Regions from separate parts of the Homo sapiens genome. Here region 1 is linked to region 2. A link is a loop called in an ENCODE intact Hi-C map of the cell type or tissue named here. Cell type or tissue: chondrocyte. All regions are shown on one strand.

Region 1 (8,000 bases), 86 kb before region 2:
TGTCATTTTCCCTGTAGCCCTCAAGATATGTGTAGTATATTCCACTCCACATGTATTGACCTGAGTTGAATTGTGGGCGGAATGCCCATTTTGTTGGGGGCCAAGGGAGGATGGGTCTTCCTGTGTCATGTTATGAAGTGAAGTCGGGAGCCATGTGGGCCCAAGTTGGGTGCAAGAAAGTGGAGAAGTCAGAGGAAGTGCCATCCTTCCTTTGGAGAGAGGATTGACATCACCACGTCCTTCTCTGAGGACTGAGGCCAGGATGAGCCGGGTTTCAGGGAGACTTACCACATTCCTGGGGCAGGGCAGCCTTTGGAAACATGGTGGACATGTTCTGTGACAGTTTCCCCTGTGGCACTGTATCCAGAACTCACTCGACCTTCCTGATTTGATACAGCAGGAGGTCAGTGGCCAGGAAGCTCCTTTGTTCCAGGTTCTGAAGTCACACTGGGCTGGAGCTGGGGGACTAGAAGGAGAGGGAGGGATCAGAGCAGATGCCCTGGGAACCCAGGGTCTTTTTCCCTAGGTCCATTTTTTTGTTCTGTTCTCCAAATTGCACCTATTCCTTTGGCTCCAAGGCCTCTGGACACAATGGTTTGACACCAACATTGTGCAGGGCACTGAGAGAGACCCTATCCTGGCCCGCAGGCACACCACACACACAGACACACACACGGTGCTGTTGCCAGAAGCCGGAACAGTCCAGTGCTGCCTGAGGCAGGTGCGCGCTGGGAGAAGCCAGGAGCACCCGGGCAGGGTTGCCGGCCACAGGCAGAGGTGCAGCTGCAGCAGGAATTATCTGCCGCCTGCCCAGGTTCTCAGATCCTCTCTCCCAACTGCAGGTCCGACTCAGGAGATGAACAGCTCCCAACTATTTGCCGGGAAGACCCAGAGATACATGGCTATTTCAGGGACCCCCACTGCTTGGGGGAGCAGGAGTATTTCAGTAGTGAGGAATGCTACGAGGATGACAGCTCGCCCACCTGGAGCAGGTGAGCTGCTCTGGCTCCTGTGGAGAGCGGGAGGCCGCCCTGCCCTGGTGCTCGGCCCACTCCGGAAGCCAGGGCCACCGGCAGCTGCACTTGGGCTTCCCCTAAAAAGCAAAATGGGAGCAGAAACTCCAGGCCAGAGGGAGAGTGGAGCTGGAGAAAGAGAGCCGCAGAGAGGCAGGGTGAGGGCTATTCTTTCAGACCTGTTGCCTTATTTCCACTAGGGGCCTCTGAGGCCTTTTAGTGAAGGCTTGGGAAATGGGAGATGGGCCTGCTTCGTGGCTGGGTTAATGCCTTTCCACCACCCGTCTTTGGAGAGATCAGTTTTTGCTGAATTAACACTTGGAGCTCTGGCGGCCCCAGGGCTCTGTGTGGACGGCGGCTTGGCCAGCCTGGAGCTGGGCCAGGTCCTCATGCACAGCACCTGCCTCCTGCCACTTCAAGGGGTCTCTCGGGGAGATGAAGAAATGAGGGGTCACTCAGCAGAGGGGTCCATCTTGCTTCTGTCCTACAGAAAGAATGTTTGTTAGTACAATGGGCACTCTGCTTTAGGAGGCGTAGCAGGCGGCACAGGCGGATGAAAATCGCCCTCCACCCTCTTCTCTGAACCGCACCTCACTGTGACCAGGGGCCCAGTGAAGTGGAAGTGGAATGGCAGTGAGGTGGCTTCTGGCATCTGAGCCACAGCCTGACCCTCACCCTCTGCTCCCGCAGCCCTTCCCCGTGCCTCTCTCAAATGCCTGACTTCTGAAACCACTGACTCTGAGCCAGATGAACTCGTGTTCCCTTCTCTAGGGCTTTTGCTCACACTGTGGCCCCTGCTTGGATGCCCTCACTCCGTCTGCTGGCCTCATCCCCCCTGTCGAGGGCCTGCTCTAGGGCCTTGCTTTTTATTTCCATGACTGGAATTGAAATCCCTCCCCCAACCCCCAGAAAAGAAAACCTCACGAACCGCATGAGTTCCTCTCTTCCAGCACTGGCCCTTTCCAGCTCGCATTTGATTTCTGTGTGCTCATGGCATTTTCTAAGCCCATTGAGGGTGGGGCTCATGCTTCATGCATCTTGGTGTCCTTGGTGCCCAGCACCTGGCAGAGGGAAGGCACTCAGGAGAGGGGCTCTCACGGAGGAAATGAGTGGGTGAGAGCCTGGCTCACAGGACATCTGCGATCCACATTTGCCCTGGAGCTGAGGGATCAAAACTGCCAGCACATCCCTCAGCACAGGCCTCCAGTCCTGTAATGGCCCTTGGTCTCCATCTGGAATCTTCCATGAAACTGAGGCCAGCCTTGTTCTCAGCCAATCCTACTGTGTCCAAGGGAGGAGGCGGGGAGAGGAGTATGGATGTCAGTCTGGCAGGGTTGAGTGACAGAGCTTGTTACCTAGAACCTTACTGCCCTCCTCTCTGACCTCCAGGCAAAACTATGGCTACTACAGCAGATACCCAGGCAGAAACATCGACTCTGAGAGGCCCCGAGGCTACCATCATCCCCAAGGATTCTTGGAGGACGATGACTCGCCCGTTTGCTATGATTCACGGAGATCTCCAAGGAGACGCCTACTACCTCCCACCCCAGCATGTGAGGCCAGATTTTTTGTTTTGGGTGGAACCTCCCGGGGAACAGTGTACCTCTCCCCCAACCCCCGCTCTGGGGGCCGGTGATGGATGTGTGCTGCCAGGTCAGGATCCTTAGTCCTCAAGACCAGCCCCCAGCCAGAGAGTGTGTCTGCTTTCCTTCCTTTCTCATCCATATCTCACGTGATAGAGCTCTAGCCTCTTCAGTGCTATGCTTGACTCTCTTTGAGAAGAGAGAGGCTGTGGGGCCCTAAGATTGCACGCACACATCTGGTAAGGGGTGTTTTGCATACATAGCATTGTCTTTGAACCTGGGACCATCCTGAGAGGGAGGCAAACCACACACATGCTTTTGCTGTTGTCAGCCCTGCTGCACTCTGTGATGGGGTGACTGAGCCCCCAAAGGGGAAGAGTGGGCTCAAGTGCAGAGCTGGCTGTGCCGCAGGCCTGTCTTGCAAAACCCCATGCCTCTGAGGGCCACCTGGGCATTCTGGTGTCCATCTGTCCTCAGGCCCCTCCAAGCCTTATCCTCCTCCCTCATCTCTGCTCCTCCTCCCTCCCTCATCTTCCCTCCTCCTCCTCCATCTTCCCTCCTCCTCCCTCATCTTCCCTCCTCCTCCCTCATCTTCCCTCTTCCTCCCTCATCTTCCCTCCTCCTCCTCTATCTTCCCTCCTCCTCCTCCATCTTCCCTCCTCCTCCATCTTTCCTCCTCCTCCCTCATCTTCCCTCCTCCTCCTCCTCCCGCATCTTCTCCTCCTCCCTCATCTTCTCCTGCTCCCTCATCTTCCCTCCTCCTCCTCCCTCATCTTCCCTCCTCCTCCCTCCCTCATCTTCCCTCCTCCTCCGTTCCTCCCTCATCTTCCCTCCTCCTCCCTCATGTTCCCTCCTCCTCCTCCCTCATGTTCCCTCCTCCTCCTCCCTCATTTTCTCTCATCTTCCCTCATCTTCCTCCTCCTTCGTCTTCTAGCATCTTCCTTTATCTTCCTCCTCCCTCATCTACCCTCCTCCTCCTTCTTTTCCCTCCCCCTCTCCTCCCTCCTCCTCCCTCCTCCCTCCTCCCTCATCTTCCCTCCTCCCCCTTCCTCTCCCTTGCCTTCCCTCCTCCTCCCTCACTTTCTCTGCTTCTCCCTCATCTTCCTGTCAAGTCTGTCAGTGCCCTCTGCTCACGGGGCAGGTTCTGGACTTGTTGGTCCCCTTCACTCTGGGGCCAGGAAACCCATCCCACCTAGAGGGGCTGGGGCTGGGGCTGGCTGCTTCCACCTGCTTTCCCTCTGCAGCGGTGGGTGGCAGGAGCTGGCGGATCTGGGTCATCCTGAGCAAGGAACTCCAGCTGGGGGAAGAGGTGCAGCCCTGGCCCCTTCCAGCCCTTGGCTGAACAGTTTCATTTTGGACATGTGGGCATTTTGCTGATGGTTAAGGACTATCCATTTCTGGAATTTCTGAGGAATGAAGCATATTTTTGAACAGGACTCTAATCAGTAACCAAAAATAGCCGTGACACATCGGCTTCTGAGTCTGCCAACTGCATATACTATAAAGAGCACCACTGGGAGGTGCCCAGGGCCCTCTGCCTCACTCCAACTGTCACAGCCCCACTGGGGAGTGTGACCAGACCCATTTCCATGGTTAATATTTAATTCCTCAGCCCTGAACACATGCAGCTAAATGAAGTCACTCCTTTCCCATAAATACTAGATGAAGCAGATGCAGGTGAGGCCGGGTGATGGCCCTCGCCCTTGTGAGTTCCACTGCCTTCCTCGGGCCTCGGCCTTTGTCTACTGCCTACTTGGCCAAGCAAGCAAGCACATGAATCCCACCAGCCACAGTGCCAGAGAGGAGCTGAGTGGGCAGGAGTGGCTGTGCTCTTGATTCATAAGGTGGTTTTGCTTTGCTGCCCCGCAGCTCAGACCTTGGACAGGAAGAACATTTCCCTCCTCCACCTGTGTTCTCAGCTGCAGGGGGATTCCCTCCTCCTCCAGAGAGTGTTGTGCAGAGCACATGAGATGGTGGGGATCCCTGGAGCATTTTAGAAATGGAAAAGCACCACATACAGGAGAGGGACCGCTGCTCTCCTTTCCCAGCCCCCAGCCCGGCCATTCGATCTGGAAACCTATGCTCCACAGCACAGTTGGCCCCTGGGTGGTGCGTGGAGGGAAGGCTTTCTGATGAGGCAGCCGTGTGTGTCCCATGTAGGCAACTGAACCAGGAGGCCCCACAGTGCGCACTGGGCACGAGAGACCAGGACTGGCTGTCTCGTTCCTCTCTGCTGGGCAGTGCCTAGCCAAGGACTCAGCCCGGTCTCTTGTGTGCAGCCCCAGTGTGCCTGGGAGTCCTCCCCTGGCTAGGCCCTGGGCTTTCCAATAGCGGAATGAGGGGCATGTGGAGTTTTGCCAGGGCTGAGAAAGGAGGCCCTGTGATCCGAGAAAAGCAGCGGTCAAGATAGGAGCCATAGAAATGCCTTGTAAACGATAGGTGTGCTCTCGACAGAGGCCCCTGCAAGGGGTAGGAGGTTTCTGGGAGGAGGCTGCTGGCTGTGTCTTAGGGCCCCAGAATTCAGACTGATCTCCCGGGCCTGGTGCCCTGTGAAGCTGGGAGCTGTGGATTGTCTTGTTAACCTCTGTGTGAGCCTCTGTTGGAAGAGCTGTTAGCAGGACAAGCATTTTCTTAAAATTAGAGGTGTCCTTTGTTTGTATTCAGTGCTAGAGAAGCTGAATCTTTCCCAACAAAAATAATTTGCTTATTACCTGGTCAAGCTGATCAGTGCAGGTAAAGTCCCTCCCTTTAAAACAGGTGTAAACACAGGAGCCCCAGCAAGATATGTCAGCTGCTGGGGACACTTAGGGTATCTGGAAGGTGACAGTGGGAAGTGTCGTGGGGTTCTGGCAGGACTTGTGTTCTTGCACTGAAGTGCTGTGCGCTCCCCACAGTATGCAGCGCCAGGGCTTCTGACTCGGATCAGTTGCCCTATGGGCTGCCTTCACTCCTCCTCCTGAGAACAGGCGAACGTTTAAAAGTAGTAAGTTCTCTTTGGGAGGCTGAGGCGGGTGGATCACGAGGTCAGGAGATCGAGACCATCCTGGCTAACACGGTGAAACCCTGTCTCTACTGAAAATACAAAATAGTAGCCGGGCGTGGTGGCGGGCGCCTGTAGTCCCAGCTACTCGGGAGGCTGAGGCAGGAGAATGGCGTGAACCCGGGAGGTGGAGCTTGCAGTGAGCTGAGATTGCGCCACTGCACTCCAGCCTGGGCGACAGAGCCAGACTCCATCTCAAAAAAAAAAAAAAAGTAGTAAGTTTGTACTTTAAAAAACATCCCTCACTGGGGCTTCTGCCTTCATCCTCTCCTACTAAAGTTTGGAGACCTCACTACCTAATCTTTCTCTTGGACAAACCGCATGCTTCTTCCTGGGCTCGTTGCTGAGCATCCGGGGCCACCCTGACTCTGAAAGACGGTGTCCCGGCAGAGAACTTGCTTCACAGCTGTGTGATGCCCTTTGCTTTCCCAGCCCACCGGAGATCCTCCTTCAACTTTGAGTGCCTGCGCCGGCAGAGCAGCCAGGAAGAGGTCCCGTCGTCTCCCATCTTCCCCCATCGCACGGCCCTGCCTCTGCATCTAATGCAGCAACAGGTGAGCGGCCCACCTGGCCTTGCCCCCACACCTAGGGGCACCCCACATAGGACCCCCATCAGGTCACTCCCTTCTCCTTGGCCTTAAGCACCAGGAGGGAAGGAGAGAATCTTCACCTACAGTCTAGTTAATCTTTGTAACAATCCTGTCAAATAGCTATGGCCATGAGTCCCATGCTGCCCAAGCTCACACAAGTGACTGCTGGCATTTGAATCCAGGGAGCCAGCTGCCAAAGCTGGCCTCACTGCCCAGGTGCCTCCCTGCGATCCCCACCACCTCTTCCTGGCATTGAATACAGAGCCTGATGTGATCTGAGCTCAGGGAGTGGGGGCCACTTGGCTGATTCTGAACAAGCGGTGCAGCCCTTCATTTTCTCTAAGAAGTGGTTCCTTCATTAAGTTTATGGGTCCCTCCATGGGCAGGGCCCTGTGGGTACTATGCAGGGTTAACCTCCCCTGCCTACAAAGGGAGCAGTCTGGGGAGAACAGTTTGCCCACGTTGAGGGCGGCTGCACAGGCAAGAGGGTGGGGCCGGAGCCCACTCACTAGGGCTTTCCCTCAAGGATAACAATATGGCGCTTTTTCTTTCTGAAAATATCACATCAGAGATGCCATTCATTCGTGCACGACAGGGTGGTGGGCATGGACCTGTGCTGTTTACAGACAGCGTTCCCCGTCCCTCTCTGCAGAGTGTGAACCCCAAGGTGCATCTGCCGTGGTGGGATTGTAAGACCGGGGCTTGTACCCAGTGCTTTAGCACATGCCAAATGCCGGCTCTAGGATGCATTACTCCAGAGCAAAGAGAACCAGCTGTTTTCCTATAAGTGCTGGGAAGTGGTAGTTTCCCCTGAATGTACTTCGGTATTTAAACCCAGCATGAACTGGGTGGTGTGTTCACACCCACAGCTTGTTGGGCTTCCCTGATTCTTCATTCTGAAGCAATTTCATGAATTAGCAACTGATACCTCCTTGGGAAAAGCCAAAGGAAATGCATTATGGATTCGGGGTAAAAGAAAGCACAGTCTGCTAGAAAACAAAGTCATCACCGCCCATTCATTCAGCGTACTTCAGTGTGCCCATGTCCTTTCCAAGTCCTTGCCTGGACTGCCCCTGGCGAGCGCAGCGCCGGTGCTTGGTCTGTGCGCAGAAGGTTTGAGGCCCGGACCTCTGAGAACCTCTGGTCTCCCAACAGTCCCCTCTTTCCTCAGATCATGGCAGTTGCCGGCCTAGATTCAAGTAAAGCCCAGAAGTACTCACCGAGTCACTCGACCCGGTCGTGGGCCACCCCTCCAGCAACCCCTCCCTACCGGGACTGGACACCGTGCTACACCCCCCTGATCCAAGTGGAGCAGTCAGAGGCCCTGGACCAGGTGAACGGCAGCCTGCCGTCCCTGCACCGCAGCTCCTGGTACACAGACGAGCCCGACATCTCCTACCGGACTTTCACACCAGCCAGCCTGACTGTCCCCAGCAGCTTCCGGAACAAAAACAGCGACAAGCAGAGGAGTGCGGACAGCTTGGTGGAGGCAGTGAGTACGGTTCTTGGCCGTGGTGGGCAGGAAGCACCAGGAGCAGCAGAGGTGCAACTGTAACAGCAGGAAGGGCAGTGGTGGGAGGGCGGCCAGGCTGTGAGCTAGGCTGCCTCAATCAGACACTTCTGAGCAGCAGGAATGTACCTGAAGCATGAGTAAAAACTGGTCACCACCACTGGCTGCAGTGGCTTACGTCTGTAATCTCAGCACTTTGGGAGGCCGAGGCGGGTGGATCACCTGAGGTCAGCGGCTCAAAGACCAGCCTTGCCAACATGGTGA
Region 2 (8,000 bases):
TAACTTGCCCATTATTCCAAATGGCCAACACCAGAAGAAATCTGTGAGCATCATTCCAAGGAAAGGTTCGGAGAAGTAATGTTCCATTATCTAGGGACATTCCTCCAGTATGTCAAAAGCCTACTGGTTTATAAACTTGGTGGGTGACTTCATTCTATTCAACTACTTTCTCTCTTTCTATAAATATATAACAAAGGCTGGGCGCGGTGGCTCATGCCTGTAATCCCAGCACTTTGGGAGGCCGAGGCAGGCGGATCATGAGGTCAGGAGATTGAGACCATCCTGGCTAACACGGTGAAACCCCGTCTCTACTAAAAACTACAAAAAATTAGCTAGGCATGGTGGCACACACCTGTAGTCCCAGCTACTCAGGAGGCTGAGGCAGGAGAATTGCTTGAACCCAGGAAGCAGAGGTTGCAGTGAGCCCAGATGGCGCCACTGCACTCCAGCCTGGGCGACAGAGCAAGAAAAAAAAAACAAAAAACAACAAAAAAACACATATATATAAAACAAAAATTTATCATGGTTTAAAAATGTAACAATGGTTACCAATGGTTAACCATTTTAAAGAGTACAGTTCTGTGATATTAAGTACATTCTACATTGATGCACAACCATCACCACCATCCACCTCTAGAAGTTTTTCATCTTCTCCAGCTGAAACTCTATACCCATTAAACCCTGATTCCCATTACCTTCTCCGCCCAGCCCCTGGCAACCACCATTCTACTTTCTGTCCCGACAAATTTGACTACTCTAGGAACCTCATAAAAGAAGAATAATACAATTTCTATCCTTTAGTGACCAGCTTTTCACTTGGCATGTCTTCAAAGTTCATCCATGTTGCAGTATGTGTCAAAATCTCCTTCCTGAAGGTTGAATAATATATCCTTGTATGTATATACTACATTTTGTTTACCCACTCATATCTGTTGATGGACACTTGAGTTGCTTCCACCTTCTGACTACTGTGAATAATGCTGCTATCAACATGGGTGTAAAAATACCTCTTTATTCAAGTACTTTGAAGAAACAAATGGGACGGGTGAATATAAAGGAATGCTCACACCACTTCCATATTCCTAAACATGCTGAGTATTTCTTTTCATTTGCAAAGTCTCTTGCCTGTATAAAAAGATTGCGTATTCATACTCTTACAAGTCTTTGGAATCAGTTATTTTTATAAAATTCTTATAAAGAGTGTGTATGCTCTAAGTACTAAAGAGAATTTGGCTTGTTCTTCATTAAAATAACTACTGTTTTCTATAACAGCATACTCTTAATTCTAATAGACTCTAGCTTTATCTTAAGCAAAACTGGATCTATTTTTCAAACCACTTTAATAGAAGCTACAACATAAGTTGGTACACTATATTTCAGCCTTGCAAATCAAGATGTCAGAATATTTTCGGGGAAGAGTAACTGTCAACTACCTCTCCTTTCCATTATCCCAAGAGTTAACCCCACTCACCTCTACCCACTCCATGAGGGTTTACTTTTCCTCTTTTCTTGACCAGCTTAATTTCAGATACCCACTTGGATCTAAGCTCTCACTGTGCTACTGAGAGCAAGGGGCTACAAAAGTTTAGAGGGTGGGTGACAGGCTTAGTTCTCTGCCTCTTACTAGCTCTGCTTCGTTGGCTGATGTGACATTTTCTTTCTCCAACAAAAAGTATTCCAGGGCTAGCCATCACATAAGATTTTTGGAAAAAAAAAAGTCATCTGACAGCAAGAGAAAGATTTTGTCAAGTGCTGATAATACAGTCCTAAGAAGGTGGATCTAATTGGAACCTGTCATTTCTTCCTCTGTGATTCTATCTTGCTTTTCCACTTTCCCTTTCTTAAGGCAGAATGTCCCTTCCACCAATATCCCCAGAGAGAAGTAAGGTGTTTGAATGCAGTTGTGTTTCTCAACTTTTAAAGTACGATAAAGAGTCCTAATCGGCTACTTATGTGGACCAAATGAAATAATGCGAACACAGTAAGACACAACAAATACAAGGAATTATTCAATAATTCATACAGAAGCTTCCAGCCTTAAGCTTATATCACAAAGGCTATAAAACAGGCTATAAAACAGACTAAAGTCTGAAAGCGCCCAAAACTAAGATGAAATTTTGATGCTTTTCTGTAGTGTCCATCAATCTACTTGTTTCAAAGATTTTTAAGTGGGAGATGAGAAGGGGAGATTTTTAAAAGTCAAGAAATGCAAAAGTGCAGTCAGCCAGAAGGCTCCTCACTGACTACCTTACTCGTCTCTGGAGAAAAACAGATGACTCAAATAGAACCAAGACCTAGTTCCAATGATCCACAACTCCTTGTTAAGACTGTACCAAAGAATTTCACCTGAGTCAAACAGGTGGGCAGGCAGCTCTAGCACTGATCTGACACAGTCATGTCCTTCCTTTCCGGTCATCTTCTTTGTGGGTTCGCAGAATTAAGTCTCTCGGATTCTCCATTCCGGTAATAATTAACTTGCTCCTAGGGGAAGATAGTACTTCTTCCCATGCCCCTTGAAATTCGAGCAAAAAATTCCATGTTTGACTAGCTACCCTTTCCTGGGGAAAAAGCCTATGCAAAGCTTTCATCTAATTATCATCCTAGGTCGGCTCGGTCTTTTTACACGTTGTAGACAGAGGCAGCATAACAGATAACAAGGACGCTGACGTCAGCCTACCTGTGATCGAATCCCGACTCAGCCATTAAGTTACCTCTGTGACTTAAATAGCCCAGGCAAGCTATTTAATCTATCTGAGCCTCAGAGTTTCCACCCGTAAAACAGGATTGAATGTGACGATAAGCAAATAACTGAAACACTGTCCAGGGCACAAGCGCTACGTGTACAGCGTCGGCATCATTGTCCTTACTAGTTTTAAGGATACCGACACCCGAGAGAGGAAAGACCACCCTCGCAAATCCACAATCAAGCGCTTGCTGCACGAAGGCGGGGTTGCAGGGCTCCCAGTACTCAACGTGAGGCCGGCGGGACCTCGGCCCCCGACTGCCGGCTCAGAGACCATCGGCTGACGCGCCGCAAGCCGAGGCGACTTCGGTCCAGCTCCGCCCGGCCGCGGGGCGCTAAGCCCGGGGAAGCCGCACCGGGCTCAAGACTCAGCGAGCGACGATGAAAGGAACCTGGAGTCCGATCTTACAAGTCACCGGTCGAAGCCACAGCCCGCTCTCAACTTACCGTTCGAGATGTAAACCATCTTGTCCCACTTCCCCGCTTCGGAGCCACCGGGCGCCTGGCCCCTGTCGGTTTCTGTATCTCCCTCTGCTCCCCGCCCTTCGAGCGTCACAGGCCGCGATTAGACAAAATGCTGACGAGGACGAAGGTGGGCAGAGCCCATTGGCTGCTGAAAGAGACGCGCCCCCGACGGGCGTTTTTGCATCGTCACATCTGCGACTTCTGGTTAGGCGGAGGCGGCCGAGCTGACAACCGGATATGACGTTAAGGACTGCCCTGTAGTGCCCGCGGTTGCCAGTCCTCTATCCGACTTGATCGTGCAGAGTTGGTTCGCACCGCCCAGTGAGGGGAAGCTGTTTTCTCGTCGATTGATAGGCTCCGGGTCTGGGTAGGAGAGGCTGCCCTGTATGAGGTAGCTTGAAGGGCCGCTGACAGGAGGAAACGCTTCCGAATTTTCCAGACGTGTTGACGTTTGAGGGTGCTGACTACACGTTAAGGAACTTTATTGTCACGCCTTTGGGAATATACTGCCAGGCTCTTCCTAGATATATTCATTCTCTTTAAAATGAGCATGTCTACCTGGGTTCACCAGAAACTAAGTTTTTCTTAGCCTTTTGTGAGGCAACTGAAAAATAAATTGAACTGTAGGCCCTTTCTCTGCTTGTTTCTTATTGATGGCGACTGCTTATGACCACTTTGGTGACAGACGAATTAGAAGACATGTCTTGGACATTCAGTAAATGTGGACCACATACCATGGATATTTACTCTGCTACAGCCAGTGGGCTGCCTCTGTTCCTTGAACGTGGCCATTTCATTCCCTTCTCAAGGCCTCTGCACTTAGCTATTCTTTCAGCGTGGAGACCTAATGGCTGCTTCCTTTGACTTCCCGCCCCCAGTTCTCAAGCCATGTGTCATCTCTTTGGAAAGATTCCTAATCACCTTCCAGAAAATGAAAATTACATGCTGAAAATCTATTTTGAGTTTAACAACTTTGGTTAAGATTTTATGTTCTAATACTTAGAACTGACAAAGATCTAATTTTATGTTGATTTTGGAGAGAGCATTTTCCCCAGAAAAGTTCATAATAGGACAAGACAACATCCTTCACCTCATTTGGGATTTGTGCAGCACAATCATAAAGGATCATTTCTGCAAAAATATTAGGGCAGGGCCGTTAATTTTCCCAAGGGCCTTTCTTAATCTAGACCATGCCACCATCATCTCTCACCTGCTCTACGCTAGTTTCCTTCTAAATGAAATCTCAGGTTCAGTCTTTTACCATCCTTAGGCAGTTTTACAAACTGTAGCAAGATCGATCTTAAAACGGAGATCATCTCGTTCCCTTGCCTAAAACCTTTTGGACACTAAAATTTAGTGACTTCCTATTGCTCTTAAAATCCAGTTCCTTGTCATGGCCTGCAGGCCCAAGGTGACTTGTCCTCTTGATTGCTCCTCTCACTGTACTTCCAGCCACATCTCCCCACCCAGATTATGCTCTGGCAACATTGTTGTTTTAGTTTATGAACACCCCCACCCAGATTATGCTCTGGCAACATTGTTGTTTTAGTTTGTGAACACCCCGGGTTTTACTGATACCTCCAGGACTCTGCCCATACTTGTCCCTCTACCTGGAACCCTCTTCCTCGGACTCCTTGCACATCCAGCTCATTTTATCCTTTAGCCCTCTGCTTAGTTGTCACCACTTCTGGGTGCCCTTCCCTGGCCACTCATCTCCGTGTTTATTTTCTTCATAGTAATTCACATTGTGAAACTGTCTGATAATTGATTTGTCTCTTGTCTTCAAGAAAATATAAGACGTAAGAGGTCAGGAATCCTGTCTGCCTTATTGTCTTTTATATCTTCAAGGTCTGTCATAGTTCTTGGCAAGTAGTAGGTGCTCAGATATTTGTTGGTTGGTTGAATGAGATTTTTTTAGACAATTTTTTGACAATTGCTTAAAATCTCTCCAATTGCCAAAAGAGGAAAGAAACTAACATTGGGATCTCCTGAGTATCGGACATTGTGAGGCTATCTCTTCCTTTCCATTCCTTTATCTAGATCATTTTTGCCTGAGATTTAATGCAGTGATTTCCTAATGAGCTACCTCTAGTTTCTCCGTACTCCATTTCATGCTATCTTCACCTGTTAGTTTAATCCAATCTTGCCTCTCCCATTCACAGACCTTCCGTTTCTTCCCACCACCTGACAAACATAATTCAGCCTCCCTGGTCTGGCATTAAGGGCTTTCCTGATACATCTTAGATTTTGCTCTCTGATTTCTACTTCCCTAGTAGACCCTTTGTTTTCCTGCCTTGTTGCCTCTGCTCATGTGTTTCCTCTTGAAAGGAACTTTCTCCACCTGCTAAAATCTAATCAATCCTTCAAGGCAAGGCATGTTCCTCTCGAATAACAAAGGTGAAAGGACTTTGAAAATTGAAAAAAATTATATAGTTAGTTACAATTATAGTTAGTTACAATTATATAGTTAGTGGTAGAGGACAAAGATAGCATTTCCCCTCTTTCCCTAACCTTTAATGTCTGAAACTAAGCATTAGCCACTAGCCACATGTAGCTGTTGAATATTTGAAATGTGGCTAGTCTGAATTGAAATGTACTGTACAAAATACCAGATCACAAAGATTTAGAATGAAATGAAGACTGTAAAATATCTTGTTTTTAATATTGATATGTTGAAATGATATTTTGGAGATTAAAGAACATATGTTACTAAAAGTAATTTTATTTGTTAATTTCATTTATTTTTATGTGACTACTAGAAAATTTAAAATTACATACTTGGCTCACATACATGGTTTACATTACATTTCTGTTGGATACTGCTTGTCTAGAATGAAGACATTGGCCTGGCAAAGAAGAGGTATTCAATAAATACTTGTTGAGTGAATGAAAGAATTGGTAGTTTTAATAATGGATAATATGTATACAGGGTTACTATGTGTCAGGCACTGTTCTAAACACTTTCCATTTATTCATTTAATCCTCATAACAACGACGATAATAATAGCTAACATTTGTATAGTGCTTACCCTGTGCCAGGGAACGTTCTGATTGCTTTTCATGTATTCATTCATTTAAACTTCAACCCTACTGAGTTCTGTTATTCCCATTTTACAGATGAGGAAACTGAGAGAGAGCTCAAGTGTCTTGCCCAAGATCACACAGTTAATAAGAAGCAGAATTGAGGTTAAGATCAAGAGCCAGGCTCTATAGTTTGTGCTCTTAACCCCTGTGCTATGCTGCATCTCCACACATAACAGAAGTATTGAAATAGTGTACAATCCACCACGGTATTTGTAGTATAGAATGAGAGGTGATTTCTGGAGACTGTTTGACTGTATCTCAGCTTTCTCAAAGTTGCAAAATAGCTGCCCAGTTTTTCTTTTCTAGATTCCCCAGCAAAATTCCCTGAGCATCTCTAAGTGGATGACCTTCATATCTCTGCACTAAACCCTTGGCCAGTGGGATGGGCCATTCTGAATGACAGCTACCTCTGGAGCTGGAGCTTGACTCAATCCCACTTAAGCTAGAGGGCTTGAGAGTTGGAGAGGGGTGGTGGTTACCACGAGATAATGAAGGAACACTGGGTTACATAGAAACAATAAGATGTCCTCAATATTACTGTTAGGAAACATGAAAACAGATGGCATTTATATTCTTTATTGACCTTTTATGTGTTTGTTCTTAGAGTTATTGCCTTTGCATTCTTTATTTCATCTGGACTCAGAATCCTTAACTCTTTAATTGCCTCATTTTTCTACCTTATACTCTTTATTGTTGCTATTCACAGCAACTTTTTCTTTTTAATTTTCAATTTTTGTAAAACTGTGTAGCCAGACTGGACCTGCTGTGCAAATCAGCAATTTTTGAACCAGTAATCACCTCATCACTTCAGCTGAAGTGATGGTTGTACAACTCTACAAGTCACTTTCTTAAACTACCTGAACTTATTTTCTGTATCAAAATGAGAAAATGTTTATAAAAATTCACATTGCAGTCATCCTTGGAGAATTTGATTGGCTTAAAAGTTTAAAAATTTCCTCTGTAGTCTCTAAAGTATTTCACTGAGTTAATTACATTATCAGTTTCACTAGTGAGCCTGTATGATTATATATATATATATGTATATGTACACACACACACACACACACACACACACACACACACACACACACATAGCCTATTTTTAAATGAATAAGGAATATCTAGACTCAACCTGTGGTTCTATTACAGGATGAAAAATACTATTCCAATGATAATTTCTTACTTTTTAACTCATAATCCATTTTTGGCAACCCTGGTAACTGTAATGTAAACCATTATAGTGGTAGATGGAATGGAATACTGGTCCAGAATTTTAAAGTTAAACCATCAGAGATTTAGGTGTTAGTTGCCTTCTAGGGGCATTGACTGATCACTAAAAGCAAATTTTTAATATTTTTAGAATTGTATTCCATAGTACCAAAATATGTGTTACTTTCTAAGCCCTATCTTTAGATTCCTAAATATGGAGTATACAAAGTATAACAGTATGTGCATTTTATTATTATAGATCTCAAGATAACATCAGCCTTTAGATTTTGAAAAAATAGAGTATAGATATGTGCCATGTGACATTAAGGAATGTGTAATTTATTATTCTTATTCACTAACTGGTTTGGTGCATATTATTGATGATTCTTGAATCTTCCTTTGTTTGAATGTGGTACCTGTACATAATATTAAAATCAAAAGATGCAAAGGGATATCCCATGAAGAGCAAGTCTCCTTTCTTCTCCTGTAACCCAGGATT

The links. Peaks named below come from ENCODE experiments on the same cell type or tissue, not always from the same donor. Only the 100,000 strongest peaks of a DNase experiment are listed, where the experiment ranks them.
Region 1: it touches region 2 in a loop (2.1-fold over the local background); 2 of 110 quality-filtered maps call a loop at or near these places.

Annotation. Positions count from the first base shown.
Region 1 is chr3:53,802,581-53,810,580 of GRCh38, forward strand. It overlaps CACNA1D (calcium voltage-gated channel subunit alpha1 D), which reads left to right. Exons shown (of 48, transcript NM_001128840.3): 44 at 843-992; 45 at 2,403-2,566; 46 at 6,069-6,190; 47 at 7,398-7,718. Among named protein-coding and RNA genes, the nearest start is that of CHDH, 40 kb to the right of the region's middle. RefSeq lists enhancers at 1,912-2,713, 4,324-4,825, 4,826-5,325 and a silencer at 2,930-2,979. In chondrocyte, CTCF peaks have their summits at 4,141 and 4,345; DNase peaks (open chromatin) are centred at 3,831, 4,761, 6,111, 7,391 and 2 weaker places.
Region 2 is chr3:53,888,580-53,896,579 of GRCh38, forward strand. SELENOK (selenoprotein K) reads right to left here and starts at 3,280. Exons shown (of 5, transcript NM_021237.5): 1 at 3,191-3,280. The coding sequence starts at 3,209. RefSeq lists enhancers at 2,468-3,368, 3,259-3,558. In chondrocyte, a CTCF peak has its summit at 3,076; DNase peaks (open chromatin) are centred at 3,004 and 3,392.